Regions from separate parts of the Homo sapiens genome. Here region 1 is linked to region 2. Evidence: chromatin loops called from intact Hi-C (ENCODE). Cell type or tissue: psoas muscle. All regions are shown on one strand. Each heading gives the region's core, and the rest is flanking DNA. Links, peaks and the distances in the headings are about the cores only. Region 1 overlaps MIR99AHG (mir-99a-let-7c cluster host gene). Region 2 overlaps MIR99AHG (mir-99a-let-7c cluster host gene).

Evidence for each region. A loop is a pair of places that touch in the nucleus more often than their neighbours do. Peaks named below come from ENCODE experiments on the same cell type or tissue, not always from the same donor. Only the 100,000 strongest peaks of a DNase experiment are listed, where the experiment ranks them.
Region 1: a loop joins it to region 2, with 2.5 times the contacts of the local background. A loop is called at or near these places in 2 of 110 quality-filtered maps.

The regions. Positions count from the first base shown.
Region 1 is chr21:16,209,496-16,220,873 of GRCh38, forward strand. The region is part of intron 3 of MIR99AHG (mir-99a-let-7c cluster host gene); the gene reads left to right. Among named protein-coding and RNA genes, the nearest start is that of SNORD74B, 70 kb to the right of the region's middle. In psoas muscle, for the core only: no CTCF peak of the experiment used is centred there; no DNase peak of the experiment used is centred there; H3K4me3 peaks cover 4,553 bases; H3K27ac peaks cover 5,596 bases.
Region 2 is chr21:16,414,886-16,426,263 of GRCh38, forward strand. The region is part of intron 5 of MIR99AHG (mir-99a-let-7c cluster host gene); the gene reads left to right. Among named protein-coding and RNA genes, the nearest start is that of MIR99A, 120 kb to the right of the region's middle. In psoas muscle, for the core only: no CTCF peak of the experiment used is centred there; DNase peaks (open chromatin) are centred at 4,436 and 5,396; H3K4me3 peaks cover 6,271 bases; H3K27ac peaks cover 7,986 bases.

The DNA.
Region 1 (11,378 bases), core at 2,133-10,132, 200 kb before region 2:
GTGAAACCCCGTCTCTACTAAAAATACAAAAATCAGCCACGCAAGTTGGCGAATGCCTGTAATCCCAGCTCTTGGGAGGCTGAGGCAGGAGAATAACTTGAACCCAGGAGGCGGAGGTTGCAGTGAGCCGAGATCGCGCCACTGCACTCCAGCCTGGGCGACAGACTAAGACTCTGTCTCAAAAAATGAAATAAAATAAAATAAAATAAATTCTGGGAACCCAAAAGAGATGGGTAGAATAGGAAGATTCACCTTTTAAAAGTGCATTCTGAGGGAAAGGAACGTGATAACTTGACAGAGATGTTTGACTGCTCCTCCTTCTGAATCCCCTGCTAAAAACTTCAGCTGACAGTTTCAGTCTCACCCAGTTCAAGGGCAAAGGCTACTGGGCCAGTGGCTCATCGACTTATTGTTTCCAGGGGAGACGTAAGACAGTCTGGAGGATGAGGAGTTAGTCTGGAAAAGTGAAGAGGGCCTGCTATAGATACAGAAACTGATGGGTAGCATCCATAGTTGGAGCACAGGTGCAGAGGGTGTGTTCCTCTGACACAGGGCAACTTGTGGTGGAGTTTGACTTAGAAGTGAGATTGTTTGGGGGATGAAAAGGGAAAGATAGATATGAAAAGAAAATTTCCAAATAGCAAATATATTGGTCTTCTGCTGAAAATGGCTAGAACGGACATATAAACTCTGAGAAACAGGAAATTCAGGAAAGGAGCTAATGGTAGAGAGACTAGAGGAGCTTAGTTTGGGAAATAATAAGTTTGTGAGGGGTGATAAGAAAGCCGAGAGGCAAGTCCTTTTGGCAGTTGCAAGCAATGAAGGAGAGAAGTCAAACCTGGAGATGCGTATTTTAAGAGCCTATCTCAAATGTGCAGATCATACTGGTTTTCATATATGATTTTAAAAAAAGTTAAGAAAACATACGTTCTTTAAAATGCAATAAGGTTGTATAATATTCTCTCTGGACCAGTAATTCACACAGCCATCACAACACAAGTAAAACATGCTAATATCTTCTGGTAAACTACCTTTCACAATTCAATTAGATAGGTATTGTACCAGCTCCATTTCTTAATGTGTTCGTTTATCTCAAATGCAACAGTGTGGTAGGATTGTATGTGCCTGGAGACCCTGAGCATAGAAACAGGGGAGAAGAGAAATGCATTAATAAGTACAAGGCTTAAACTAAATATAAAGAATTTCAATATCACGAACATATAATAGCTTTAATCATGCTTGTTCTCAAACATTATTTATGGCAGTGGTTTATGTGATTTTACTTAATTAAAAATTAGGTAAACTGATTTTTAAAAATGTATATATAAAGAAAGCAAGCTATTATTTCTTTGAAAACTGAGCTTTTGCTTTGGCAAGTCTTGATAAAAGTAAGTCTCTAAGAAGTATTTCCATTGCATAAAGTATGGACAATACAAATGTAAAAGACTACACAAATTATAAAAATTCAGATGTCTGTACTGAAATTTTTTTCTCTAGTGACTAAATTCTCCATTCATTTAAAAATATATTAAATTCAAAATTATTGATGGGGCAGTTTATACACAAAAAGCAATAGCAATAAAATTATGCTTGATGGGCACACAGGTAAAGAAAACTTTAACTATATAAATATACACATATATACATATGTCTACATTAATAACATTATTTATTATAGTCTCCATTGTAATAATTGGCTGACCAATCAGCAGACTTGCTGTGTTATAAGGATATATCAGCTGATGTAATAGATAAAACCCCAGCTTCTTAGAGGTTCAGAGCTTGTTCAGATTACAATCCACGCAGTATGCCTTGGACAGTTTTTTACTCCCTGATTCAAAGACTGAAGTTCTTTCCATCTTGTAGCTCCACCAATAGCAACTTCCACAGTTGCTATTGAAGTATTAGTTCACACATGGGGAAATTTTATGGTCTGGACCTGGAGCAGACCCATATATACTCCACTCTTCAGTGCCCAGCCACATGGCCATACCTTGCTCAGGTGAATCTGGGCAATGTCATCTCTCTGTGTCCCTCATGAGAGCCAGATAACACACGTAGGATAACTTTGGTTGTATGTACAAACTCTGAGCCAGGCACTGTGGAGAGCACTTCTACAACCAGTATACATTTTCTACCCTCTAGATTCTTAGTAGTTACGGAACAGAACTTTCCGTAAGTCAGTGTTAATGCAAGGCTGGATTTATTAGCTTATACAGTAGAGGGATAAAGACTTTCTCATAAGGAGAAACTTTTTGCAAGGGGCAGTATTGGAACAGAGCTTGAAGCATAGGCAGGGACTCGTCATCAGCAGAGATAGAGGCTACAGCATGAAAAGTGACATGACAACAGGAAACTATAAAATGGCCAGAGATGAGATTCTATGATAGGGGCAGAGATAAAGATATCTGAAAGATATTTGTGGACTATCACATGACAGGCCTTAAGCACCCTATTTATAGTTCAGGAGTCACTTCAAAATCTTCAGCAAATGCTTGAGAAAGAAAGCAGTGTTCAGAACAAGTAGAATGGAAAGAAATTAGGAATGGGAGTAGTGCAGAGCAGCTTGAACTAATGCACTGGGAATGGAAATGAGAGAACAGGCAAAACATTTGAGAAAGTCGATTTGAAAAGGCAGATTGTTTATGTTGGTGAGTAATCCAGAGATTTTGTATTTCACTGACAGAGTGTTCTCAATCGTTAATCCTTGGGAATTATTTGATGAGTTCCAAAGGGCACTAACAGCTAACAGTCGATCTCATTAACTAAGGATCTGTTAAAACCTGCCAAGGCAAGAATTTTTTCTGGGTTTGACAATGACGTCTCTGAAAGCCTTGAACTTGAAGAGAAGCACAGTAAAAATATCTTCTGTTATAGCCACAAGTTACCACATTTTGCAAAACAAAACTGAATAATAAATTATATAGGATAGACCATGCCCCCACCTTTTTAAAAACTCATTAAAAAGTCTTTTTTATCTTTGTTTTTCCTTAACCAAAATTATATGGCTCTAATCTTCATTCTACATTCTCTTCTAGAGTTATGGTCAGGGTATAGATATTTTTTGAAATGATACTGAAAGGTAACATTTCAGAGAGTTTGAAGGCATTATGAGTCTTGATTCTGCTAGACTTCAGTGAAGGAAAAGGTAATATTGGAGTTCTTCTTCAATGGCACCTGTAAGTCTCATCTGCATAATCAAGAATACTGTATTCACACCATAAAGGGCACTCTTGAAATAGGGTTTTGAGGGCCATTCTTTTCTCATTTTTATGATGCAGGGGAAGTATTTAAACGTTTGAGGAGTAAAATAGCCTCTTCTATTCCCATTAGACGTAGCTGCAATTTACCACAATGTAAAACATCAAATAGTGTTGATGTAGAATATGTGAAGTCTCATTTTCAGGTATTTGACTTAAGAATATTTTTCACTGGCAACTGAGACTGTTAGTCCTCCAAGAAGATAGCCTAAGTCTTGCCAAGTTCAAAATGAAAGATCCTCCTCAACTCCGTCAGAGAAGGGGTAACAAAGTTTAGATGACAGCCATAGAGTCATAATTAACATGTAACTTTTAGATTGATAATTTAAATTATTCCAACTTTCAGAAAAATTGTCTTACTACCCTCAAACATATTATGTGCTATGTATAATTGTTAAGCTTAGAATGGCAATTGGAAATATAGTGTGGTAGCAGAATTCAAGTGGAAGTGCATTAATTGTAATAAAAAATTGTATCTAATCATGTGGTTTCCTGTTATAATGGGTAGTAGTATTTATGTGCTCTTTAAACACTTTGATCTAAGGTGTAGGTTTCCTTTCAATAATGGATACATTCCAAAAATATTTAAAAGGGAAGAAAAAGACATATTAAACGTGTTTGAAATTTACTTTTATTATTTCCTACTCGTTGATGGTATTGAGAGAGTGAAGAAAATTTTGATTAAGCAAGAGGAAAAAGGACTAAGTTACCAGAAAATATGGGTTTTAGCTTAGTTTCCCTCCTTATTGGCCATGAAACTTGTCTGAGTTTTTAGTTTTTATCCACATAACCATTCTATCCACTTCACAGAGTTATTTTGAGGGCCAAATTATTACATGTTTTACATACACAAACAGTGTATAAAATCATTTCCCTTCTGAGGTCACTCTAGTATTTTTATAACATCATGGCTTAACTCCACTGACATAAATCCCATGGCCTATTGTTGCGACTTTCTGATCACTCATGAGTCTGTAGAGGAGTCTTGGTCCTCAGCCTACCGATGAGTCTGTAGAGGTGTCTTGGTCCTCAGCCTACCAGTCTCGGCTTTTAACACCTGGGAGAATGATACAATTCCAGCAATTCAGTAAGGTAAAATATTAGGGCAATGACTGAGATAAAAAAAAAAAGAAAGAATATAAGTTTTACCCTATAATTGGTTGCTGCCAAAGGATTATTTTTCTACATTGCAATTCTTATTACATCACACCACTCTACTTAAAATTATCTGTTAATGTTTTTTCAAGTCTCTTGGTTTTTGATTTTGGCATTTCTTCAAATCTATCTCATGTACTAGAATCTGTGATTTGAGAATTTAGGCTGAAAATGTGTAAGAATCAGGTGCTCTTGTTAAATTTTGTTGAGTTGGAATAAAACCACAACAGAATACTTTTGAGTTTTTAAAAAATAAACTCCCACTGATTTTTAAATAGTATGCACTTGGAGGGAAAATTTTTATTTTGTTTTGCTATGCCTCATCACCATTTCTTTTGCTCTGCAGGACAGTACTACAGAAGGACTAAGTATATAGGAAACTTGACTTATTTAAATAAGGCAGTGAAAAAAATAGAATATGGGGAGTAAAACAACCTCTGAAGCTAAGTCTGCATATATAATAACTGGGTAAGTCTTTCAGTGAGTTTATTGATTAGTAACAGGGGTTTGATACGTAAAACAGAGCAAATTGCATATAGGTATGATTTGAATGGGCTAACATACTTACAATTAATATAAAATATTTCCAGATTAAGAATTATAAGCACACATTAAAATAAGAATAAAGAAACTTTTTCAGGTGTCTTGAAGACCCTGAAGGATTTAGTGAGTCATCAGTGAGACATATTAATAAGGATGAGTATATGTATGAGTACCTGTTGGGTTTGTTTTCCTATCGTTTTTTCACTCTAAGTAGTAGCATGTATTTTCTTTTTTCTTTTTGAAATGGAGGTTTGCTCTTGTTGCCCAGGCTGGAGTGCAATGGCATGATCTCAGCTCACCGCAACCTCCGCCTCCCACGTTCAAGTGACTCTCTTACCTCAGCTTCCCAAGTAGCTGGGATTACGGCCATGCGGCATTACGCCGAGCTGATTTTGTATTTTTTTTAGTAGAGACAGGTTTTCTCCATGTTGGCCAGGCTGGTCTCAAACTTCCGACCTCAGGTGATCCACCTGCCTCGGTCTCCCAAAGTGCTGGAATTACAGGCTGAGCCACCGCACCTGGCAGGTAGGATGTATTCTCTAGTTCTTTTACAAAAGGAGGATTTTCATTTACCTGCACTTTTTGTTCCCCAAAGAGGGAGTCCTGGAGTCTCTTGGTGTGTATAGAAAGGCTTAAATATTTTAGCCAGTCCTTTGTAACTTTTTCCTTGCTTGTCAAAAGCAATAATATTGCCATCATTGAGAAATGGTTTCAATGATGGCGACACTTCACAGATAAGAACAAGCTTATTAATCTTGGGAAACTCACAAATGATTATTGAGTCTCCTAGATTGCTAAAAACAAAGAAGAATTAATTTTTTGTCCTGAAGATTTAAGGTAATTGTCCACAGCTTAATAATCATCAGGAAGAGGATAAACTCAATCACAGGAAATACAACGTAGTAGTGAAATTTGTTCAATTACAGAGGAAAGTTCCATCGGAAATGGTGGAAATCCTGGCACTTGGAATAAGCAAAACCAAACAGGACAAAGTACTAAACTACAATTAGTAAGGTTCTAATACAGCTCTAAAAAGGAATGCTTCCTATATTGATGATAATTAGTTGATGATAGATTACTGAGCTGAAAACTTGACATTTGATTGCTACTTTTAAGTGTTAGGCAAATTAAGAGGTATGGAAAATTGGACATATCATAGTGTAAATGAATTTATTTTCTCCATGGCAGGATTTGGTTGCTTGTGAACATATAGCAGATTCTCTAATACTCATAAGGCTCCCTCTTTCCTTTAATACGAAGGATGTAGGAGAAGTTCAGCAAGCACTTATTTGTTAGGTTGAATTCTAAATATGGACACAGTGCAGTCTTAAATTATGTTAGAAAAAGGACATTTGGCTTAGTGAGACACATTAATCATAGTGCAGTCTTAAATAGATCTGAGGACTTACAACAGTGCATAGATATGTCTTTAAATCAGCAGAAATTCAGAAGAACATGGCAGGTTAGAAATGATAGGATGATAACTTGGATTTGATTATGGCAAGATTAACTAAGCAGCTGTTGAGATTGGATAATGATATGTGAGGTTCTCATCACCCTGTAACTTGTTTCCACTAATACAGATTAAGAATGTCTGGAGGAACTATAATTATCTCTGTGGCTCGTGCATAACATAATTATGTTTTGCCAGTGCAAAGCATTTTATTAAGTGGAAAATGATTTTTAAAAAGTTATACAAGTGGCTACAAGAACAAATCAACTAAGAACAGAAACATTGGCACTTCATAATAGTAATGTGAAAAATACTTATCTCTTTTTGTTATATGGAGTTTTCAGAATTTAAAGCCTTGTTTATATGACAGATACATGAGGGATTATTTCAGTGATGTTGACCCTCTTACTGAAGTTTGTGCCCCAGGTGTCCAGACCACAAAATAGAAAATGCAATCTTTGTCTGCCTTACATAAATACAGTACTGAGATCAGCTTGTCTTTTAAATGTCTGATTGCTATTTAATTACAAAAAATTTGTCTTTAAACAGAGCACCCAAAACAACAAAAAAACAGTAAAGAACTCATTTCGGAGCCTTGTAATCCACCCTACCACATAAAAAGAGGGTGATATGTCTGACAACTCTCTGTATAATCAGGTTTATTAAGTGATAGTCATTATGCATTTTATAAACACTACCCTAAAATATGTAATGTGAATGTATCTGTTAATCAGAAAAAGCTAACTAAAACTGAATGCAATGTACTCATTTCCATTCTGGTGGCATTCTTACATAATGATTTTAAAGCAACTGTGATGAGATAGAAAGAGTGTTAAAGCTGTAGTGAACAAATGGGAATTCAAATTCCAGCTCTGAAGTGTTCCGGCTGGCTGAGTTTCTTATACTTTCTGAGCCTCCGTTTATCCAGTAGTAAAATGCAGCTATGAATTTCTACCCCAGTGGGCTGCTGAGAGAATTAAATGAGATAATTTATGTGAACAATCTTCTTAGAATATGTTTATTTAATCTGACCTTGAAAAATAATTCACAAAAAATGTGTCAGAGTAAGTTTTCTCTCGTCTCAAAGGAGAGAATATGAAGTAGATTAAGTGACATTTTTGAAAAAAGTTCCACATTTGAAACTTTTATTTATAAAATTGTGAATTTATCTTTAGTTATAGAATAACTTTCCTCTTCCTTTGATCTTTTTAAGCGTAATATTTAGCCCTCTCTTTATTACTCTGAGAGAAGATGAATATTTTAAAACTATTTATATCACATGTCTAAAAGTATTTCTCATTTTTTTCTTAAGCTCTTTTTTGAATATTTATAATTTCTTTCCCTTTTATTCTCATATTTCACACCTAGTATTTCTGCTTTCATTTCATTAATCTTTTTTTAATAACTTGGCACCTGGGCCTGTTTTGCAGCTATGTGCAGCAATCTTAAGTACTATGTATAGTTTAGTTTTCAATCAGTTCCTTGCTGTTACTTTCTGCAAATAAAAACTAGCTTAGCTATGCATGTGATTAACATGGCCCAGGTATTCCTATTACTAGGTCTTTCTATTACTAGGTCTTTCTTTCCTTCTGTGTTATTTAATATAAGGCAAAATAGGACCCTGCCGCTTACCAAGCTTTCAGGATCCTCCATCTTCCATCTTCCACTAATCCCTTCCTATGTCTCTATGAAAAATATATCTCTAAGATGGTGGTTGACAAGAGTGTGAGAGTCAAATGGTAAGGAATATTGCTTGGAAATAAGGCTGAATTAATAATTCCAGAGAAACATTGTGAAATAACTTATAGGTACATAAATTCACTATATTTAGATCTGCCTCATACTTTTAAACCAGCAGCATGATAATTCATAGCATGGACTTATCATCATACCATATATTGAAACATTCCTCTATTGTTGGATGGTTATTTCATTTCCTCTGCTTCATTGTTTTGAACATCCCTATAATAATCACCACTGTATATGCCATTTTTTGCAGAAGTGGAATTCCTAGTTAAAAGTTGAATTTCAAAATTGTTCTTGACAGTTTATACTTCTAGCAACAAAGTCTCTAAGTCTTACTATTAAGAGAAAATGCAAGACTTAGAACAATACATTTTATAAATGACATGTATATTAAAAAAGATCTATTATGTGAATGTATCATATAACTTGAATGATATACACTAAACACTTAACCTCTGGGGAGGAAAATAAAATTAAGAAAAGGTGGGGAAGGAAAATTTACTTCAAATACATTTGTATTGTTCAGATTTTTTACAGGAAAGATGAGTTTATATACTGCTATGTGTGTATATATATATATAACATATATATATCTATATATATATATAGATATATATAGATAAATTTTTTTTTTTTTTTTTTTTTTTTTTTTTTTTTTTTTTTTTTTTTTTTTTTTGGAGACGGAGTCTCACTCTGTCGCCCAGACTGGAGTGCAGTGGCGCAATCTCGGCTCACTGCAAGCTCCTCCTCTCAGGTTCATGCCATTCTCCTGCCTCAGCCTCCCGAGTAGCCGGGACTACAGGCGCCCGCCACCACGCCTGGCTAATTTTTTTTTGTATTTTTAGTAGAGATGGGGTTTCACTGTGTTAGCCAGGGTGGTCTCGATCTCCAGACCTCATGATCCACCCGCCTTGGCCTCCCAAAGTGCTGGGATTACAGATGTGAGCCACCGTGCCCAGCCTACTGCTATGTATTTTTAAAATAAAATTAAAATAGAGACACAAAGGTATTACTATAGTGGTATCAAAGTAAACAGTGTGAAAGCATCCAACCTGAATTTCATAGCTGCAGTGTGATGGCATTTTTATTCAGCTATTTCTAGGCATATTTTAAGGTCTGAGACTCACCATATGCACTATCATGTAAATTTATTTTTATAGGTAAAAACTGTAAAGTAATAAAACAGTCTCAGTTTCCAGAGCAAATCATATCCATCTGTACTGCTGGGTAAATGTAGTTCTGATTCAACCACATGAATAAGATTACACGTGTTTTTGAAAATCACTATTTGCTGAAGATCATAAGCAATTCACATGCTTTGTCTATGGTTAATTTTGGTAATAAGATGCAAGACAGCTCACAGATCTTTAAGCTATATCTAGAAATAGTGCTGATTGAATTTAAGCTGATTATGCAGCTTATTTTGGTCGTTTGCCCTCTTCCTAAATTCTAAAGTTCAAAGTTTAACGTGAAATAGTTTTCTCAAGTTTAGCTCTAGCCAAAGTCCATGAAATGGCTTATGTCTGTCAATAGTTGACCTAATAGATTTGTCCTATGTTGACACTTTGTTCTTTTCATACTAGACTGTGCGTATCATGTAGGTATGTTATTTTCAGTGTGCTGTGCTTTAAAATGGGATTAGAAAGTCATGGAGAATTTTTTGAAAATGTTTTGATGTGTTAGTGTTTTTTGGTAGGGTTTTGGGATACATCATTTATTTATTAATTAATTCATTATTCTGTATTTATTCTAGAATGTCATCAGTAATGTATTGAACTACCAATCATGTTAGTGGAGATAACAAGGCAAGACCAGTATAGTGACATTAGAGGCATAAAATCAATGGGTTCTATAAAATATTTGAGTTGCTTTATAAGAACTGTGTATCAACAGGAGTAAAGTCATCAAGAAGAACCTCTTCTACCAGTGCCATCAAGAAAGGGTTCATTTATATGGGGAAGCTCCAACAGAATCTGGATAGACAGAAATAGGATTCTTTTTCACAGGCAGGGATGGAGATATGTTTTAGACATGGAACATTTGAGAGGATAAAAGAAGCATGAAACCACATGTCTGGTACCTGTGACTACTAAGGCATGTAAATAAGGCATGCTGAGAGATGAGAATGAAGGTAAGGTGGTAAAGCAGGGGTAAGATTTTGGAAACCATTAAAAACCATGCCAAAGTTCATGAACATTTTCCTTTAGGCAGTGAAGATCTTTTAAGGGGTTTTCAGCAGGAGAGCAACAGAGCTGTACATTTTAGAAAGAGCCCTCTGGCAGAAATGCAGGGGATGAATGGGGAATGCACAATAAGAGGCGTTAAATGATTCCTTCTGGTAATATTGGGACATAAAATAAAGCCTGAATGGTGGGGATAGAGAGGAAAGGATTTGATGCAGTATATGTTAAGGAAGTAGTAGGGTGTGTGTGTGTGTGTGTGTGTGTGTGTGTGTTTTCTTTCTTTCTTTCTTTTTTTTTTTTTTTTTGACAGTTTCACTGTGTTACCCAAGCTGGAGTGCAATGGCACAATCTCAGCTCACTACAAGCTCCACCTCCCAGGTTCAAGCAATTCTCCTGCCTCAGCCTCCAGAGTAGCTGGGATTACAGGTACATGCCACCATGCCTGGCTAATTTTTGTATTTTTAGTAGAGACGGGGTTTCACCATGTTGGTCAGGCTGGTCTCGAACTCCCGGCCTCAGGTGATCCACCTGCCTGAGCCTTCCAATGTGTCGGGATTACAGGCGTGAGCCACCACCCCTGGCCAGAAGTAGTATTAACAAGTCAAAGTCAATGATAAAATTTGGATGATGTGGAAGAGGCAGTAGATTCCCAAGCATCTGTCTTGGGTTAATGGGTAGATGGTGATGCTGTTCACCAATAGGAATAGGAAAAGAGGTTTGGGAGGCAAGAGTGAGAAGTGGTTAGTGTTCAGTGTTTAGCTATGTTTTGTTTGGAGTGTTTATGTGGCAGCCAGGTGGAGATTCCAAGTATGCAGTTCAATATGTGGGCCCAAAGGTTAGAACACAGGGACGAATTAGAGATGTAGATTTGTTGGTCATTGACGTTTCATAAATGTAGTGTTAATATCGCACAAAGCAAAATGTTTAGAGGAGGAAGAATAACATTAGGAATAGCAACCTGCCATATATATATATATATATATATATATATATATATATATGACTTACCAACATAATCCATAGGGTGTCACAATTAGG
Region 2 (11,378 bases), core at 1,250-9,249:
TTTTAGATATATGGCTGTTCGTGTCATCAATTTCTCTGTGTGTGTTTAGATTGTTCTTAATCTTTCTGAAACTAAAAAATATATTTGATAAAATATAAAAGTGCCTCTAGAGATTCCCTCAAAAAAAAAAAGCAGATTTATAGGCTTAGAAAATGGAATGAAGCTGGTAATGTTTAAAAAAAATTATACTGAGAATGCAAAATCATTTTTGAAATTCTGGTCAAATTAATAAGATAGATATCTTCCCTCCATTACTTCAATGTACCATATTTTTGTTTGTTTGTTTGCATGTATCTGTGTGCCTCTCTGTTTGCTAAATTAAAAAAATTTCTATTTTGACAATTACATGTCATATTATGTTTTATTTTAAATTATTTCCATATGACCTTTGTGGAGAAGATTTACTTAATCATTTAAGCTTATTTTCTTTATAATAGTTTGAGTTGTTTCATGATCACATTCAACTTAATTTAACTTTATTTGAAATTGTTTCTCAATGTATTCTGGTTATTCTCATTAAGAAATAGGTGTTCAAAATACCATGTCATTATTAGCATATCTTGCTTAAAGTGAAAGCCATTGTAGCATGGTTTGCAATTTACTTTGGAGTAACAATGGGGTTTTGTGAAGAAAGATTATGTCTCAGATTTTATTTTAAAATGTTAGAATTTCAAGAGATAAATAGTCTTCTTGGTCTCAACTAGCATGAGAAGTAGAGGGGAAATATTTTCATAAAAAGTAAAAGAGACTAACAATTGTAGTTTCACGCAACCAATATTATATTAGTTGTTTTAAGACAATGACATCATGTAGCTGTAGGATGACAAAAAAAATGGCATTTTTCAAATAGCACCTTTCTCCATAATTTGTTTATTATAATTATTTGAATATGTGATAATTACTAATATTGTCATAATAGTCTGCCACATTTACGAAAACACTGGACGTTACCACCTCAGCATTTTAATTGCTCACCACAGTGCCATTTTCTTTAGGACTGGTTGTTTTGCTTTCAGTTTGCTTCCTAGACTATCATCATGAGATCAAAAGCTGTGTTTTTTATACCACATGACAGCCCGATGCCCCACACAGGGTCAGCATTAAACTGAATTTTTGATAGGATCAGGTGAGCCAAAGGATGAATAAATGAGTACTCACGTTCAGGTGGCATCAGGTGGGAATTGTGGCTAGGTAAAATGGCATCTTGTTACAATGGTAATTTCAGTCACCTATTCCTTACCTCTTCTGGGCAGGCGGATTGATTTGCAATTGGCTTCTTTTCTTCTTTCTCACTCTACTAATACTAGATGGAAATCTCATTGACTCTTAACAACAAAGCAATTATCTTACCATATTCACAGGTTCTACCCCACCTACTAGGGAAGTAAAAGTATACAGGTAGTGGAAATCTTGGGGCCATCTTAGAATCCTGCCCACCACAAGCAGCAAAATATTCCTACTCCATTATGTTTCCCATAGCTACCTTGTGTCTTCCAACTTCGTGTGAGTGGTGTGTTTGTTGCTTTGCTTATGGGCAAAGATGATTTTTTGGGGGAGATATTTGATTAACCTTCTAATTTCTTTTATCTTTGACACCTTCAGTCTTCCTTCATTTACCTTTATACAGACTTTTTTATAAGGCCACTTTTCTTTTCCTTTTTCCTTTAGGGTCTCTTCCCTTTGCATAGATTATTGGAACTCTCCACTTACAAAGACTAGCTTTTATGCTTCCAACTCTTGATATAAAGTTTTTATCTAGCATCAGAACTTGAATGTGAGTTGTCCATGTGTCAGAACTGTCTTTCAAAATCAAAAGTTTCACATACCATTTTCAATTAACCCAAAGGAAATGCTAGGCACCTATTTATTCCACAATTATTTTTAAAGTCTGTATGTATTAATTGTGTACATACTATTTTATTATTTACAAAGTGAGTTAAGCACAGTATTCCTGTTCAAAATATGAAAATAAGTATCATGGAAAAGTGGCAAATGTGTCTTGTGTTCCTTCATTTTTAGCACCTTGTTATTCCTTTTATATAAAACTCTGGTGTACACACAGTTTTTCCTCTTTTCTGGAAAATGTGAATAAATTACATTTCCTTTGTACATTCCATGCTGTCTTAGACAAAATCAAACACTTGAGTATAGAAATGAATTGTATTCCAGTAGTAGATAGGACAATTTTTCACTCCTTTCAACTTAGGCATTGTATTAGTTTTCTACAAATAACAACTATAGACTGAACGACTTAAACAACAGGAATTTATTTTTTCACGATTCTGGAGGCAAGGAGTACCAGCTCAAGGTATTGGCAGGGTAGGTTTTTCCGAGCCCCATCCTTTGCTTTGCAAATGGATATCTTCTCCCTGTGTCTTCACATGGTCTTCTCTGTGTTTTTGTGTCCTAACCTCCTCTTCTTATAAGGACACCAGTCACTGGATTCAGGCCCATCCTACTGATCTCCTTTAATTTAATTACCTCTTTAAAGACACTAACTCCACCTACAGTCGGATTTTGAGGTACTGGGAGTAAGGACTTCAGCATCTGAATTTGGGGGGAGACAATTCAGCCTGTAACAGTCATGATATGAATTAACTGCTATTGTGCATGAGATGTCTAACGAAAAGACAGAAAAGAAGTGTAAAGAAGTGATTACTGAGATCAACAAATGTTGCTATAGGACTGCCAGTCTATAGCTACTGCAGATATATATATATATATATATATATATATACATAAAACAATGTGATAGTGGGTGATTTGTAGATGGTAATAGACCATTCAGAGAAACAAGCTGAATATTTTCTTACATTGGAAAAAAAGGGGGACACAAAAGAAATGATTTCCCAGCATTTTATTAGATTCCATAAGAATTCTGAGCATCAAACTATACACTGCTATATATGAAGCCAGATCCAATGGGAATCTTTTGATTTTACATATCGATCACTTTCAAAATAAGGATACTAGCCTTATTTGCTGTGCAATATTATCATGACATATATTTTTAATTTATTGGGTCTTTCAGTTTTTGTGCATCTATAAAGCCTAATAGTTCAGCCTCTCTGTAGGCATCTTTGCTACTTCCTATCTGAGGAAATAATGTTTTATTATAAAATTACAATTTTTTGTAATTTAGATCTCTAGTTTCTAAGATAAGAAAACAGATCTATCATTTGGGGCAAGAATAGAAACAAAATAAACTCTCCTCTTAAAGCAAGGGAAACAACTTTCTGAAAAAAAAAATTGAAGACACACCTTTCATGTATTTTAGGAACATTTCACTTTTGCTCATCTTCTGACTGCATTGTGAACCATCATAGCTAGATCAAAATTAGTTATGTTAATAAACAAAAACAAAAATTCTGTCTATTTGCCTTACATTAAGAGATATCCTTTTGCCTGATGCAACAACAGAAACTAAAATCTCTAACGAAAAACATGCTGGCTTCTCTCACCATCGTTGTCCAATAGGAAGGAATTTGGTCAGGAGTAAAAATAACTCAGTTATGATCCATGTTATTACACTCCTCTGAGCTTCTTTCTCTCTTCCACATGTTGAATGACTTACTGGTTTATTTTTGCCACATACATAATGTTTGGCTCCTATCTCATGTGCAATCAATCTTAATTATTGGATCTCTTTCCCCCCTACAATCAGATCATTTTGATTATTACTTTAATTGTACATTCCCTAACTAACTTCTCTCTAGTTTGTTTTTAACTTCAGGCTACCTGTGGGCATAACGTTGTACAATTCAGAATGTGAATTTTACACTTAGCCTAATAACTAAATAAGCTTAGAAATTTAGGTACGGTAAATTAGGTCACTTGGTACCTTTTCGTACAAGGAAAGCAAACTTCTTGTGTGCCTAGGTGTTGCTTTTGGAGAAACTTTCCTGAGCATTGAGGAGTCAGTGCTAACTCCTGCAAGCATGTGAGTCTCTCCGACTCTGTGATGCCAACTTACCATCTTGCTGTAGTCGAAGAGCTTTAGGTTGGAGTGAATGGGTACCATCTTTGTTCTTAGAGGTGGACTCTAAGGACCTTGTTTTTGTAGGAACACACAAGGGCTATTTTAGTGTTAATTTGAACACATCAGAAGAGTTTACATCAGAATTTCAAAGAAACGTAGGAATCCTTGTTACCTTTAAATCTCAAATTTTCTCCATGATATAAAATATCAGTCTTCTTTTAAAAGATCAGAAATTACCCCAATGACCAGATCCAAATGCTGAACAACAAACAGTCCAGATTTACCATGAGGAATAGGGTTAATATTTGCTCCCCAATGACAAATCCCAACCCGGAACAGATTTCAGCCAGGCAGCTAGCAAAGCTCGCGGGTGAACTGCACAGGCCATGGTGGGTGCAGAGCTCAGAGCCGGAAAGCAAACAGCTGCTGTAGCCTGATTTGAGTTAAAATAGTGTGAGTGTTTAGTCTGGCGCACGGCTTCAGGGGAGATTGGCAGCTGGGTCAAACAAAGTCCTTCCATTGGCTCCCTTCCCAGGCAGCTTCTGCTAGTGTTTAGGTACTAGTGCAGTGTAGAACCCTTTTCTCAGGCAAAACCTAACATCTGACCGCACCCTTTTTGCTATTAAAAAAAAAAAAAAGCTTCTATTTTTTTCCTCCTGTCGTTAAGATAAATTCTCCAGTAGACAACCTCTCCCACTAATTGTGTATTAGCAACGTATTTTATCTTGAGAGCTTGTACACTGGGCTCTCAACGTGGTGTGGAAGGTAGCCTGTTACAGTGCTGGATTCATAAAAGGGCCTTTATGGTTTGTGAAAGAATATCTGTGTGCTTAGGGAGGAAACTTTTTGATCTGCAGAAAAGCCAGAAGACATCTAGGTAAGGCTACGATATCAAATCTACTTTTTTGGGGGAAAGTTGGGCAGTGAGACTGCTTAATCGCAACCAATGTGAGTTTAGAGGGTGCATGTTCACTTTTGTAGAAGTTCAAAATGTACTGACGATTGTTTGCTTATTTTTTGTTTGTTTGTTTAAATCTTAAAGGAATACTGTCGTCTGCGTTTTTACGATTTTGTTTTCTTCTATTGAACCCATTACAGTGGATATAGAGTTTTATTATATAGCGAAATCTTTGTAAACTGCCACAGAAAGAAAGTGTTATTTAGAAGGGAAATTGACAAGTTTTAAAGAGTAATTGTACAATCATTTGAGGACAGAGGAACACTGCATTATACTAATAAGGGTTTAATTACCAAAAAAAGTTTAATGTTGCTTTGGAAGGAATATTAAGTAAGTTGTCTTTGTCTCTTACTTTTTAATTTTAGTCGCTGATTTAGCCTGTTGGGTCACATTTTTTGTTAGTGCTGAAGGCTGCCATGAATCCGTAATGAGGCCCCTTTGCACATGATTTTGGCACTTGGCCAAAATCAACTTCCCAGCGGCAAGCTTTCTCTAAAGAACCTGGAGCAATTTCTTTCTTTTTTTTTTTTTTTTTAAATCAGGAATCATGTCTGAAAGCTGCCACAACCAGTTGTATAGGCATGTCAAAATGACTTTATACAGTCAATATGAAACAAGCATTAAATATTTTTTCTCATGTTGTTGCTTTTATCATTATGAATTCCTTGCTTGTTGCCACCTAAGATACGATGGAGCAAGCACAGTCTTAAAGAAGATTTGCTGATTTTTTGTTTTTCTCAGCAGACCAGAGTAGGTATGATCATCTTATTGAGAAGTATACAGTGCAAAAAAGGTTTTTCAAAACACTACAGGATAAATAACAAATGAATTCTTAAAACTGTTAATCTCTGTAAGTAATACTCAGTGAACAGTAAGTAATGGAGTTTTCTAGAAGTTTCATCGTGCGCGCAATTAAGCTTAACATTTTTATAGTGTTTTTGTCTATGTTAAAAGGTAGCATTTGGGATTTTTAAAAATGTCAGCATTTGCTATATAATTTTAAAAACGTATTAACACCTTGATATTATTTCTAACAAATGTTTTAATAGAAATGCTTGGTATATAAACATGGCTGAATAACTTTTAAGTAATTGTGTTTAATTGCTGTTTTGCAATAAAAGGATAATTTTTCATGAAATAAATTTTGAAGCTCAAAGGTACTTAACATCCAATTTCTGGAACTGTTATTAATTTTGATATTACTATAACTGAATTTTGTTCTGTAAGCCAATTTTATACTCTAGTGTTTTAAGAGTTAAATTCACGAGTGGCAATGAAATACTATAGCAATCAAATATTAACACCTCAAATTTTCTATAGCCATTTTCAATAATATCTTTAGACATTAAACATAGGTACTCTACAGAATAATTAGAAGTAGAAAAGTGTAATATCAGTTGCTCTATTTTGTTTTTTTAAAAGAAATTTTATTATCACTATCGTAAATACTATTATGCCTTGTGTGTTAATCTGTAGTAATCCAGAGTGCAACTTTATTTTACTAGAAACAGTCATATTTCTCTTTAAAATATTGATGAGAATCAGATACATTATTTTTTAAGAGTGACCTAATTAAGAGATTTCTTAATAGGCATGTTTATTCTGTATTTGTCTTCCCTTTACAGTATAGAATATTGCAAATTTTGGTGATAGAAAAAATCATATTAATTTTAGGTAAATTTTAGGATTAGAAATTGCCTCCTGATTTCCTTCAGGTCATTTTTTGTAAATATACAATTTATATTTGTTTTGCTGTGGACCAAATTATGATACTGTAAAAACCTTGCTATTAGTTTAACCGAGGAATGGAGTGTTTGGAATTTTCATACTAGTCAACATTAAAAGCCATAGAAGTTATAAATTGTTATTAATAGAAATTTACCTAGATAAGGTCTCTTTGTATGTGAGTTTACAGCTGAATTCTTATTTAATGTAATCTTTGTAATTTATATAAAAGCAGTTAATAAAGGTAAATATTTCAAAACTTGGATTAAAAACCAAACATTTTCACATTTATTATCATGAAACAGGTGCAGGAAAAATAAGATAGCTTCTCTTGTTGAGCATGATTCTCACTTAAAAATTAATTTTGAATTCAATTTTAATTTTAATTTTAGCTCTTACACACATCTTCTGTTTTTATTTTTTGATTATTTTGAATCAGTTGTTGTACTTAGCATTTGAAATTGATAGATTATTTTTCTAATATTTACTAAGAAATGTTTTAACTGAAAATTATAGGGTATTCTTTGTTAATCAGAGCCCATAGCAAAGTAAATGCCATCAAATATAGAACTTTTGGAGTACACAGAAGTGTTAGTTTGCGAGTTCAGAAGAAACTTACTTGTACACGATTACTGACAAATGTTTTTTAGTTGAGGTAGAAACAAGTAAGTATTAAGGACAATTTAAATTATCTTCCTTACTGAAATAGCTAAAAAAATTGCTTTCTTTTGCTATGGCAATGCGTTGTAATTATTTCCATAATCTAGGCTTTTTAGCAGAATTATTAGCTAGTTTTCCTTAGGACCAAAAATGCAAAACACTGATTACATTTCCTTCATTGAGTTAACATTTTAAAAATACTATATGGAAATGTAATTACTTTTAAAAAGAAAAATATTTTAATATTTTTGTTGAATTTCTTCAATTTATAAAGAATAGCTCGAACAAGTTTTTCGTTCATCTTTTCCCCCATACTTATATTGGAAATATTAAAATCTATGAAATTTTACAATGTGGAATCTCTTTTACTCTTCAGAAAAAGTTAAATTCATTTATAGTTGTCAATTCAAATTATGGACTTTTACCATTTTAAATGTGACAGGGTTTTTTGTTTGTTTATTTTAATTATGCAACAGGCACTTAAAATACTTTCTTTCCCTCCAATTAAAAGAGACATTAAATAATTAAACATCAACTTTTATTCTGTATTGAAAAGAAAGCTTTACCATTGCAGTATTTTATCCACAATTGTTTAAATGTGAGAAATGTTTACAACAGGGTATTTTAGGTGAGCATTTATCATTTAAATGAAGTGCTTTGTTCTGAGGAGTCTAAAATTCAGCAATAAGATAAATGCATTGCTACATTAGATTGAACATCATTGTTGAATTTTTGGCACAACTTCAGTGACCTCGGCCATAAAAACTAGTATAGTCAGGATGATTTGGAATTTGCAGTAACAAAACTAGATATAGAAGCACGTGAAGACACCAACCTTTGTTGTTTTGGAGAAAGTATGCACTAAAATAAAAGATGATACCTTTCATATAAACTGCTAATAATAATACTTTGTTATTTCATTAATACAATAAAAGTGAAATATTAAAACAGTAATTATAATCTGTAATGCATTTGTAAGGCTTTTCTCATAAAATTAACTGCCATATTTTACTCTTTTATTAGATGAACAAATGTCATATTTCCAAGCAGCCAACATAGAACTATAGCTTATATAACCAAATAATTTTTTAATGTTACTTTGATTTATATACAATTGATATTGTATAGAAAGAATCACGTTAGCTGATTTTAAGTCTTGTTCAAATAAAAGAAGCATTGATTTGCACTTGTTGCAATTTTTTTACTTTATATTGGTTTAATTTTAAAATTATCACAAAGTAAATATTACTGTTTGATATCATTCTTAAACATTCATTTTACAAGCCACCTGACCTATTAGCTGTTTAAACAATGATGATTTATATCTTGCTATAAATTCTTCTCTCAAAGTCAAGACAAATAGATCAGTAAAAGAACCTCTTTTTTAATGCTCAAAATTTTTTCTTAAAAAACAAAGAATTTTTTTAGTTTTCTTTTGTTTATGTGTTCATGTGTATTTGCCAACCTGTGTTTTTGCCTACATCCTGAAATATATGTCTTTTGAACTCGAGGTTGGAAAGTCTGATAGCAGGCTCTTAAGTTTATTCTTATTCCATATTATTTTTTATAAACAAATTTATTGAGTTTCTTACTGAGAGTAAGTCGATATATGAATCAATATTAATGATCACATCAAATCTGAGGATTTGCTTCCTTTAAAGCGCTGAATATTCAGCATAAATTTGTGCTAATTTACGTGTTTATAGAGTGATTCTAAATATTTGATTAGTATTCGTTTTAAAGATTTACTAATTCTTTGAAAATCTGGAGAACTATCGTTTGCTTAAAAAACTAATATCTACTAAAGTTGTAATTGTCTCTGCTTTGCTATTATTGAAATATTACATAATCTCTTGTTTAAAAATATCATGAGACTAAGCTATCGTGCCTTTCTTTCCATTTCTCCCACTAACATCTGAGGTCAACGTCTGTAAGAGGAAATATCTGAAAATATTTCAAAAACATTTTCTTTCCTGTGATAATCAACTGCTTTATCATTTGCAGAGATTTTGAAAGGAGTAACTGTTTTATTTGAATGCTTAGATAAATGTGAGGAATATATGGGCTTTCTGTGGACTTCAGTTTTAAAACTAAAATAGAAAGTAAGATGGAGAGTAATAAAATGATATATTTTATAGCAACTAATTACAACTTGCTGTTCATACATAAACAACACGCTGGAAAGGTAGACAGTGGGCTTTGAGAGCAGCTTTCATTTACTCAGTCTGTAAGAACTCGTGAAAATGGTGTCAAAGGGATGGTGGTGATCCATTCTGTATGGTCCATGGTGCTTTAAGCTTATACAGTCATTTACCATATTTAAATCCCCGAGTCTTGCCTCAGAGCCCCAATCACCAATCTGAGATATTTTTACAAGGAGAGAGGAGTTACACACTCATTCTTGTTCACTGGAGGATCTGTGATAGCGTTTCCTTGGCAGAAGCAGGGTTCTTCTCTGTATAGTGATTTTTTTTAAATCCCTGTTTAGGTAGTTCAGCTCGTTCAGTTGGACAAATCAGCATTATAACCAAGCTGACTCAGCCTTAGCAAGGATCACTAGTTTTTCATTTTGCCCTAAACCTGGGCATTTTCCTGAAGAATATGGACAGTTGTGCATGAAAGGTCAAGTTGCTAAAAATTATAGAACATGCATGTTCTACTTATGAGTTACTAAGTTGTGTTTTGTGTTCAAAATAGTATATATAAATACATGTTTTGTGTACAGAATATTTAAACAGTGATAGAAACAGTTGTTCTGAAATTTAAGTTATGGGATTGGCTTTATTCCAATTCTACTTGAGATGTCATCCAAAATTACTTTTCGAAAGCACTGCTTTGAAAATTTCCTGTTACAGTCTTCATGAAGTATAGTGATCTGGATATGAATTTTCTGCTAGTACAGGAGTTTGGGAAAAATACAAGTATATGACTATTGCATGTTCTGTGGGATTCTAATCTGATCACATGCTCTTTCCTCTCCATTCCTTGGGCCCATTCATAAATATTCTATGGAGAGTTATTTTTTTTTTCCTGTCAACAGCCAATTTTAGTCTTTATTTTAATTTATTTCTTTTTAGAGATAGGATCCTACTATGCTGCCAGGCCTGGAGTGTAGTGGCTCTTCACAGGTGTGATCATGGCCCACTATAGTCTTGAAGTCCTGGGCTCAAGAGATTCTCCCACCTCAACCACCAATTGTAGATGTATTCAGATAGCATGACATTTGAAAAAGTTGATGGAGAGAAAATTCCTACTGAAGTGTGTTATAGATATCTCTAAAACATCTTTGGTTGTCAGGAAATGAATCAATGATATAGAAACAAACAATGATTTGTAATCTTGGCAGATAAACAGAGAAATAATCAGTTCAGAATATTTATGGAATGATAACATTTTCCTGTTGATATATTTTTGTGCCAACAAATTTAATTTGGAAACTGGTATTTGTTACTAGAAGGCAGTAATCAATTTTGGTAATCAGTAGTTTTAAATGCTTTATTCAAGACCAAGGGCTGATTTATTGAATGAATAGGTCTTAGATAAAATGTAAGCTATTGGGCCAACCCATATCTGGAATTTGTTTTTATTTTCAATACCCAAGTCATTAAGTGTAAATGTAATAGTATTTGCATATTTTCAACTTTCAGATTAGTCATGTCTACCTTTGAAATTTGTTTTCTCCTTAGATAAGTAACTTATGAGTAATCAAATATCTTGCAATTTCCATTTTCCATCTTAAAGCCCGTGCAAGATCAAATTTGCAGTTGCTAAATCACATAAAAGTCTGGATTAATAGCAAAATGAGATTATGTAGCCCAAAATGAAATTATAAATAAAGTGCAGGTGTTTGCTAGGATTTGTGTGGTCAGATATACAAATAGAATCACAGGTAGAGTTTCTCATTTCTCACTTGAGAAAAGTGCAATTAAAAGTAATTTCCAGATGTTCAAATGCACAGCTGCTTTCTCCTAAACTAAATTTTGCAGAAATGAGCTAAATTATAATGGGTTTAAAAGTCACTACGTTTTAATGGTTTTTAAATTGAATTTGAAACAT